Regions from separate parts of the Homo sapiens genome. Here region 1 is linked to region 2. The links are chromatin contacts, found by Hi-C or POLR2A ChIA-PET in ENCODE. All regions are on one chromosome and are shown on one strand. The core of a region is the stretch at or near the end of the contact, and the rest is flanking DNA. Distances in the headings are between cores, read along the strand shown.

Evidence for each region. A loop is a pair of places that touch in the nucleus more often than their neighbours do. ChIA-PET counts read pairs that join two places held with the same protein, here RNA polymerase II (POLR2A). Pooled maps may share reads with other maps.
Region 1: a loop to region 2 is called in a pooled map, with 2.7 times the contacts of the local background. The contact joins the promoter of B3GNT3 here to the promoter of MRPL34 in region 2. A Hi-C loop is called at or near these places in 1 of 50 pooled maps. POLR2A ChIA-PET finds 5 or more read pairs at or near these places in 3 of 52 experiments (GM12878, HCT116 and PC-9).

What each region holds. Positions count from the first base shown.
Region 1 is chr19:17,792,387-17,797,531 of GRCh38, forward strand. It overlaps B3GNT3 (UDP-GlcNAc:betaGal beta-1,3-N-acetylglucosaminyltransferase 3), which reads left to right and starts at 2,752. Exons shown (of 3, transcript NM_014256.4): 1 at 2,752-2,820. RefSeq lists enhancers at 1,950-2,647, 2,648-3,345.
Region 2 is chr19:17,303,740-17,307,830 of GRCh38, forward strand. MRPL34 (mitochondrial ribosomal protein L34) reads left to right here and starts at 2,133. Exons shown (of 2, transcript NM_023937.4): 1 at 2,133-2,218; 2 at 2,427-3,104. The coding sequence starts at 2,154. The coding sequence ends at 2,640. RefSeq lists an enhancer at 2,077-2,156 and a silencer at 2,387-2,446.

The DNA.
Region 1 (5,145 bases), core at 1,502-4,001, 490 kb after region 2:
GGCAACATGGTGAAACCCCCGTCTCTACTGAAAATACAAAAAGTAGCCGGGCGTGGTGGCAGGTGCCTATAATCCCAGCTACTCGGGAGGCTGAGACAAGAGAGCTGCTTGAACCTGGGAGGTGGAGGTTGCAGTGAGCCAAGATCCTGCCACTGCACTCCAGCCTGGGTGACAGAGCGAGACTCTGTCTCAAAAAAAAAAAAAAAAACAAAAAAAAAAAAAACTCAAGACTCCACTGATGGACCACATGTTGTTTATCCATTCATCCACTGGACACTTGGGTGGGTGATCACCACCCAAGCAGCTGAAAAGAACACTGTGAATCATGCTGCTATGAACTTCCCTATGCAAGCATTTGTTTCAACACCTGTTTTCAACTCCTTTGGGTAGATACCTACAAGGGCAATGGCGGGATCATAGGGTCATTCTAGTCCGGATTTGAACCCGGGCCCTCCAGCACCAGAATTCACTCTATTGCGTCCAGTGAACCCCGGAAGCACCCGGTTTAAAAGGTCTGGGGGCTCAGGGTATCTGTATGTCTTACACATGGGAAAAGGGTGGGAGGGTTCAGTTTCCCTGGGTGAGTGGGGCGGGGCTAGAGCTCACATCCTCCCAGCAGCCTGAATTCTGGAGGGCCAGTACCTGGTGGAGGAGGGGATGGGCGGGGACCCTGTCACAGGATGGTACTTTTTTTTTTTTTTTTTTTTGAGATGGAGTCTCACTCTGTCGCCCAGGCTGGAGTGCAGTGGTGCGATCTTGGCTCACTGCAACCTCTGCCTCCCAGGTTCAAGTGATTCTCCTGCCTCAGCCTCCTGAGTAGCTGGGATTACAGGCGCCCGCCACCACACCTGGCTAATATTTTTGTTTTTTGTTTTTTTTTTTTTGAGATGGAGTCTCACTCTATCTCCCAGACTGGAGTGCCGTGGCATGATCTCTGCTCACTGCAACCTCCACCTCCTGGGTTCGAGTGATTCTCCTGCCTCAGCCTCCCGAGTAGGTGGGATTACAGGCACCCGCCAGTATGCCTGGCTAATTTTTGTATGTTTTAGTGGAGACGGGGTTTCTTCATGTTGGCCAGGCTGATCGCAAAGTCCTGACCTCAGGTGATCCCCTCACTTTGGCCTTTGGAAGGTGCTGGGATTACCGGCATGATCTGCCCACTTCGGCCTTCCAAAATGCTGAGATTATAGGGTTGAGCCACCCCGCCCGCCCAGGATGGGACTTTTGGTTCCGGCTCCTTCCCGGCCGACAAATCCCTTCCTGGGGCCATGACTTGGTGAACCCAGGGACCCAACAGGGTGAGCATAGACTCTGAATCAAAGTCCAAGGATGTACCACAGTAAGAAAGTGTGTGCATCCAGAACCGAGGCCAGTAGTGCCACATTTGACACTATGACATTTCCGGTAATTGCCCTCCATACAGTTTTAATCATGCATTTGCTCTGAGGGTTCACTCCCCAGACCTCTCCCATCCAGAGTACCCAGGGGCTATTTCTTACATTTTACAGGTGAGGAAACTGAGGCACAGACAGGCCACATATACACCTCGGCTTCCTCCTCGGGAAGAAACAGGGATGAAGGAGGAAGGAGGGGTTTCCTGAAACCATAGCCCAGCTCACACACCTGGACTTCCCCAACCCCAGAGCTCCCAACGCTGGGTCCAGGCTAGAATCTCCTAGAGATTCAGAGGCAGCACAGGGCAGGGTTCGAATCCTAGCCAACCCAACCCTAAAAATCTACAAATCTGAGGCCAGGTGCAGTGGCTCACATCTATAATCCAGCACCTTGGGGATCTGAGGCAGGAAGGTCACTTGAGGCCCACAGTTAAGACCAGCCTGGGCAACATATCAAAACCCCATATCTAGAAAAATGACAAAAATTAGCCAGGCATGCTGGCGGGTGCCTGTAGTCCCAGCTACTCGGGAGGCTGAGGTGGGAGGATTGCTTGAACTGGGGAGGTCGACATTGTAGCGAGCGGAGATCACACCACTGTACTCTAGCCTGGGTGACAAAGCGAGATCCTGTCTCTCAAAACAAGAAAAAAAGAAAAAGAAAAGACTACAAATCTGTCTGATTGTTGACTTCCAGAACCCTTCCAAATGCCAGCAGGTGGCATCTGGATGTCTGGGGGCACATCGTAGGTTTTCGGGTCCTGGAATTATTTTCAATATAGAGATGGAATCTCACTATGTTGCCCAGGCTGGTCTCAAACTCCTGGGTTCCAGCGATCCGCCCCCCTCGGCCTCTGGAAGTACAGGAGTGAGCCACTGCGCCGACCCCAGCTTCAGGAATCTTTGAACTCCCCGCAGAGAGCAGAGGTGCCGCAAGGTTTAACCTGCCTCCCTCCCTCCTTATCGCCATGGGCTTATCCAATCATTTCTTCACGGAACACACGTGGGCCAACGCTGACCGGGCTCTGTGCCAGGAACCCGCAAGGCGCTGCTTGTTCATCTCCAGCCACGGGGAGCTCATTCCCTAGCAGCGGGCCAGACCCAAGGTGGGGTCGTGAGCCCCGAGAGGGGCGAGGGTGGCAAGAGCGGGATGGCAGAGGTGGCAGCCGGGACCGGAGAGGGGAAGAGGCATGGCCGGGGAGGGAGGAGCCGGCAGAGAACTTCGCCTGGGCCACCAGGAAACTCAGCCGAGCTGGGAAGAGGGGGACTGGCAAGCGGCCAAGGCGGAGGGAGGCAGGAAGGCGTGAGGCCCGGTGGGAGGGAGGAAGCGGGAGAGGGGCGGGAGCTCTGGCTCAGGTAAAAACTCTTTCTTCGGCTCGCGAGCTGAGAGGAGCAGGTAGAGGGGCAGAGGCGGGACTGTCGTCTGGGGGTGAGTGTCGGCAGCCCCCGGAGGATCTGGCGGACCCCAGTGGTGGGGGTTTGGGGGTGGGGAAGTTGTGGCTCTGGAGAAGCCCCTGCCGGTCTCCACCGCGCATACCCTGCAGATGTGGGAACATTCGGGAGCCCCGAGTCTCGAGAACCCGGTTGCCCTCACCCATCCGTAATTGTCTCCGGCGTTCCCAAGGCCAGCTCGGACCTGGGTCGGGGAGGAAGCCTCCCCCACAGCTGGCGACCCGGGACCCCGGCGCCCCTCCCAGATTGGGCGGGATCAGACCCCCGAGGCGGATGCCGCTTAGTCAGACTTGGCTGTTACTGTTACCTGTGTTGTTGAGATTATTGGCCCCTTGGTTGGGAGTATCTGGGCAAGCCAGCGCTGGGGTCCCCGGTTGGGTTTGGGAACTGCAGGTGACCCCCAGTCTCTCCCTGCGGTTCCGGTGCTGCAGGCCCTGCCAGGTGGCTGGGCGGCATTCCAGGGGCCCTGGCTGCGTGGCATGGACACATTGCTGAACCGGCCTCAGTTTCCCCTCCGTGAGGTGGAACAATGAACCAGCTGGGATGAGGATGCCCGAAGCGTTTAGTCAAAGGAAATTTTTGTGATGAGGTGTACTGCTGGCCACTGGGGGCCCTTGCGTGACTGGCGTTAGGTCTCTGAGCCTCAGTTTCCCTGTGTGTTAAGGGGGGGTCTCATGGCATGGGACCTTGGCGAGGATGAGTTGAGTGGATAGGAGCTGTGGCCACTCAGTGGGTGCCCAGGGACAGTCAGCTGTCATCATAATTATATTAATTATGTCTGTAGCCACTGTTCAGATTCACTCCTGTTCCAAGAATCCCGACCATCTTTTCCTCTGGGTCAGATTTAAACTTTTTGTTTGTTTGTTTTATTTGTAGAGGTGGGGGACTCACTTTGTCACCCAGGCTGGAGTACAGTGGCTCCATGCACTGTATTCACTGCAGCCTCAACCTCCTGGGCTCAAGTGATCCTCCCACCTCAGCCTCCCGAGTAGCTGGGACTACAGGTGCACACCACAGGCAGCTAATTTTAAAATTTTTTTGTGTGTGGAGACGGGGTCTCACTATGTTGTCCAGGCTGGTCTCAAACTCCTGGGCCCAAGCAATCCTCCTGCCTTGGCATCTGAAAGTGCTGGGATTTCAGGCATGAGCCACTATGCCCAGCTCTGATTTTTTTAAATGGACACTTCTCAAGAGGAAACTGAGGTCGCCCCTCAACTTGGGCGGGGGACTCCTGCAGTCCAGATCTGGGATTCAGGGCCCATGGGAAGCCACCTGGCCGTCTAGGTCTGGGGCCAGCCCTGGGGGCCATCACTTCCTCCCACTGGCCTGTTCTCAAGGTGACACCAGGCAGGGCTGGTGTCAGGAGGAAGAGGTGTGGCCCCCAGGTCAGGCAGCTGGGCCCCCATATGGCCTAGGTGAGCAGTTGGGTGTTTGCTCAGTCCAGCCTGGACACCCTCCCTCACTCTCACCCCTAGGGTGTGGCATTTCCTGGCAGGTGCTCTGGGTGTGGGAGAACCAAAAGGGGGCCTTGGTGCTTCTCTGTTCCAGGCCAGAGTTCAGGAATCCAGACAAGCCAGGTCAGCCCAGGAGGAGCAAGTAAGGGCTCACTGAGTGACATTTCCTCCTGCCACCAGCCTCTGAGGCCCAGAGCAAGCAGGAATTTGCTCACTCCCCCAACCCCATGAGCCAGGGAGGATGCCTATTGTGGACCCTCTTCCTGGTGGGAATCTGGCTTGCCTTGATTGCTCCTCATGATGGTGAGGTCACTACCAACGTGGCAAACTAAAGGAAATCTCATCAGCTGGGAGTTAAAGACAGGAACTAGGCTCCCACCCAACCTTTCTTAGGTGGATTTCTAGGCCTCTCTGTGCCTCAATTTTCCTATCCATAAAAATGGAGCTAATGCAGCCCTACTTCTCAGCACACATATAGAGTTTAGATGGACAGATGGTGGCCAGGCTGCACACAGGACCTGGCATATTGATCCTAGTCCTAATTATGCAGCTCATTATGTTATCATTTATAGCATGTATCTTTGCACACAGAAATAATATCATGAATATTTCTGAGCTCTAAGTACAAGACTTGGAGAAGAGCTCTGACCAGCCTGAAGGTGTGGGGGTCCAGGAAGTCCCCAGAGGAGGGGCCCAGGAGACCTCAGTTCCCCCATCACTCCTGGATTGTGGGAAGGGTCTGAGGTTGAACTGCGATGCACGGCCTGGCTTCCCAGCCTGTTTCCCCATCTATGGAGTGAGCCCAAAGATGCCCTTTGAGACTCCACTGGGCCAGGGCTGGTGTTATT
Region 2 (4,091 bases), core at 883-3,382:
CCCTGTTCCTCTCCAAACGAGGCCCCCATACTCTTCTCTCTGTATTGACCTTTCCATTCTAGAAGCAGAGACTCCAAGATCTTTTTCCAATCTCCGGTGGGGAAACTGAGGCTCATAAAGGGCACAAGAGCATAAATCAAGCAAGGAGCAAAGCTGGGACTTGAACCCAAGGCTGTGTGATTCCAAACCCTGGGAACCATTATTTGCTAACCTCCCCCCTACGCCCCCCCCTTTTCTTTTGGTAGGGACGAGGTCTCGCTATCTTGCCCAGACTGGTCTCGAACTCTGGGCATCAAGCAATCCTCTCGTCTACGGCCTCCCAAAGGGCTGAGATCACTGGCGTGAGCCATCGTGACGGGCTTCTCTAAAGCTTTCAAGGAAAGTCTTGGAGCTGTGGGTAATTAGAGAGTTTGAATTTCATAATCAGCCGATTTAACCCATGGCTGCCATGGTTCTGAGAAGGGCTGATAGCAAGAGGCAGGCATCCCAGCTCTGTGGTACCGGCGGGGCCATGGTAGGCCCTCAGGAGAGCTCAGGTCTCAAATCCAGCCTCTGCCCTTTGCTGATGTGTGACCTCGGGCAAGTTACTTCACTTTCCTGAGCCTCCGTTTATTTCTCTATGAAATTAATCCTCTCATAAGTTTGCTACGCAGGTAAAGCACTCATCATAGTGTCGTGCATATAACAAATGCTCCATATATTATGGGCATTATTATAGTGGTGATGTTTTGCTAAACGATGCTACAGGTAGGATGGGCTTCGGAGGACGAGGGGTTAAATGCTCCTTGCTGCTTGGCCACTCACATCCCCTGGAATTTGCTGCCAGAGCTGGATTCCGTCCAGACACCTACTCTTGCCCACTAAGGGCACTTCTGGGAGACTATACAGTTTATTCATTTAGCAAACACCTCTCTGCATGAACCCCAAGCTGGCACTTGTAGGGATACAGCCCCAGGCCCCTGGCCCTTGAGGAGCCCTTGAACTTGGGGGAGAGTCAAGGGAAAGCAGTCGGGCCAGAAGAATGGACAGCGGTTGAGAGAAGACGACTCCTTTTTTTTTTGAGAAAGGATCTCACTCCGTTGCCCAGGCTGCAGTGCATTGGCGCTATCATTGCTCACTACAGCCTGGATCTCCTGGGTTCAGGGAATCCTCCCACCTCACCTTCAAGTACTTGAGACTATAGGTGGTTGCTACCATGTCCCCAGGCTGGTCTCAAACTCCTGGCCCCAAGGGATCCTCCCTCCTCAGCCTCCCAAAATGCTGGAATTACAGGCATGAGCCACACCTCACTCAGCCCTTGGAGAGGAAAGGATTTTTAAAGGGCGGATAGGGGAACACCAGGCAGAGAGGAGAGTGTGGCTGAAATGTAAGATGGTGTGTGTAGAGGGTTTTGCATGCCTGATGGAAGGGCTGAGCAGGTTTTACCTGGGGAAATGGGGAGCCAAGGATAGTGTGTGAGTAGGGGAGGGGTTCAGATCTGAGTATCAGAAAATTTTTCTTCCTTTTTTTTTTTTTTTTTTTTGGTTCTAACAACAGAGGAGAATTCTTCTAGGGCCCAAAATGGGGGCAAGATTGCCAAAGACAAGCTTGCAATCCCTGAGTTTACAGATTGAGAAAGCCCAGAGTGGCGCAGGGACCACCCCAAGGACACGCAGCGAGCTTGAACTCAGGCCTCCTCGGCTTCCTGCCAAGAGGCGGAGACTTGGCTGCAGCCAGGACAAGCTGCCAGCCAGCTGTGTGCCATCTGCCCAGCTCCCGCTGGGGGCGGGAAGACCAACCAGCCGCTTCCTGCAGCTGCCACCAGCTGCGCCCGGCCACCGCGGGGCACCCTCTGCCGGTCAATAGGAGAGAGAACTACAGCTCAGCTGCCAGCTGACCGCGGGAGATAATGCCTTGTGCGCACGCGCTTGCTCAGAAGGCGCCGTTCGCCGGCTACCTGTTGGTGTGTATGCAGAGCATCCCTGTGCCCCGCGGATATAGACTGGCGCGCCTCTGTTGCGCAGGCGCAGAACTACAACTTCAGGGTTTTCCCCAACGGCCTCTTTTTTGCACGTTAGGAGAAACTACATTTCCCATAATCCTTTGTTCCAGGGCTGGAGCGGCTCTGGGCTCCGGAATCGCCCGCAGCCGGTACTGCGGGACCCACTGCGGATATGGCTGTCTTGGCTGGATCCCTGTTGGGCCCCACGAGTAGGTCGGCAGCGTTGCTGGGTGGCAGGTAAGTCCTCAGGGGGACCCTTCCCCAAATCAGGGAATAAGGGCGGCTTCGGAGGCTGGCGCCACTCTTCACTGCCCGCGTGACCTGCCAGTGCCTTGCGCATTTTGCAGCCAGGCTCTGTCTCCGGGAGCCGAGGCTCAGAGAGGTTGAGCGCCAAGGTCACCCAGCGCCCCGTCTGACCTTTCTCGCCGTCCCTCTACCCACGCAGGTGGCTCCAGCCCCGGGCCTGGCTGGGGTTCCCAGACGCCTGGGGCCTCCCCACCCCGCAGCAGGCCCGGGGCAAGGCTCGCGGGAATGAGTATCAGCCGAGCAACATCAAACGCAAGAACAAGCACGGCTGGGTCCGGCGCCTGAGCACGCCGGCCGGCGTGCAGGTCATCCTTCGCCGAATGCTCAAGGGCCGCAAGTCGCTGAGCCATTGAGGATCGCGACGCAGTCGGCGGGACCCTCATGGAAGCATCGCCCTCGCCTCGGACCTTGCCTGGCGCTATTTTTGCAGGGAGCTGGGGAGCAGGAACGCCTCGGACCTGAGTGCTCTCCATATTGTGGGGTTGAAGTCTGGATGGGAGCTTGCCAAGTCCCTTTTTAGGCTTTTTAATTAGGAAGCATTTCGAACCTGCGCAACAGACCAAAGAACAGTACAAAGAACATCCGTGTACCCAGTACCCTGACTACCGACTACCTACAACCCGTCCCTGCCCCATCCTGAGTTCTTTTGAAGCTGATCTCAGGCATCGGATTATTTCTTCTGTAAATATTTCAGAATGTATCTCTCCAAGATGAGAGCTCATTAAAAGACAATTACAAAGCTTATCACATCCAAAAGAATTATCAATAATTTTGAAATATTATTAAACGTGTAATAAATGTTCAAAGTTCCACTTGCCTTATATGTGTCATAACTCTTTTTTTTTTTTGAGACAGTTTCCCTTTTGTTGCCCAGGTTGGAGTGCAATGGGGGGATCTCGGCTCATTAAAACCTCCGCCTTGCGGGTTCAAGCGATTCTCCTGCCTCACCCTCCCGAGTAGCTGGGATTACAGGCATGCGCCACCACGCCCGGCTAATTTTGTATTTTTAGTAGAGATGGGGTTTCTCCATGTTGGTCAGGCTGGTCTCGAGCTCCCGACCTCAGGTGATCCGCCCTCCTCTGCCTCCCAAAGTGCTGGGATTACAGGCATGAACCACTGCGCTCTGTCCCCCAGGCTGGAGTGCAGTGGCACGATCTCGGCTCACTGCAAACTCCCTCTCCTGGGTTCAAGCAATCTCCTGCCTCAGCCTCCCGAATAGCTGGGATTATAGGCGCCCACCACCACACCCGGCTAATTTTTGTATTTTTAGTAGAGACGGGGTTTCAACCATGTTGGCCAGGCTGGTCTCGAACTCCTGACCTCAGGTGATCTGCCTGCCTCGGCCTCCCAAAGTGCTGGGATTACAGGTGTGAGCCGTCATGCCCAGCCTGTGTCATAAATTTTATAGGTCTGGGAAGACTGGTGGAAAACTGTGTGTGTGTGCGGGGGGGTGTTTGTTTTTGAAACAGGGTCTCGCTCTGTCACCCAGGCTGGAGTGCAGTTGTCGGATCCCTGCTTACTGCAACCTCTGCCTCCTGGGTTCAAGCAATTCTGGTGCCTCAGCCTCCCAAGTAGCTGGGATTACAGGTGCATGCCACCACGCCCAGCTAATTTATGTATTTTTAGTAGAGGGGAGTTTCACCATGTTGACCAGGCTGGTCTTGAACTCCAGCCCATAAGGAGTTTGAATCTTCCACTTGTCCCTTGGGGATGTTTGATTTTGAGCAAGAATTTAACACTGTGAGGTGCATTTGTCGCCTATAAAATGCAGTGCTGGTTTCTCCTCTGCTCTGTTGCTGTTGGA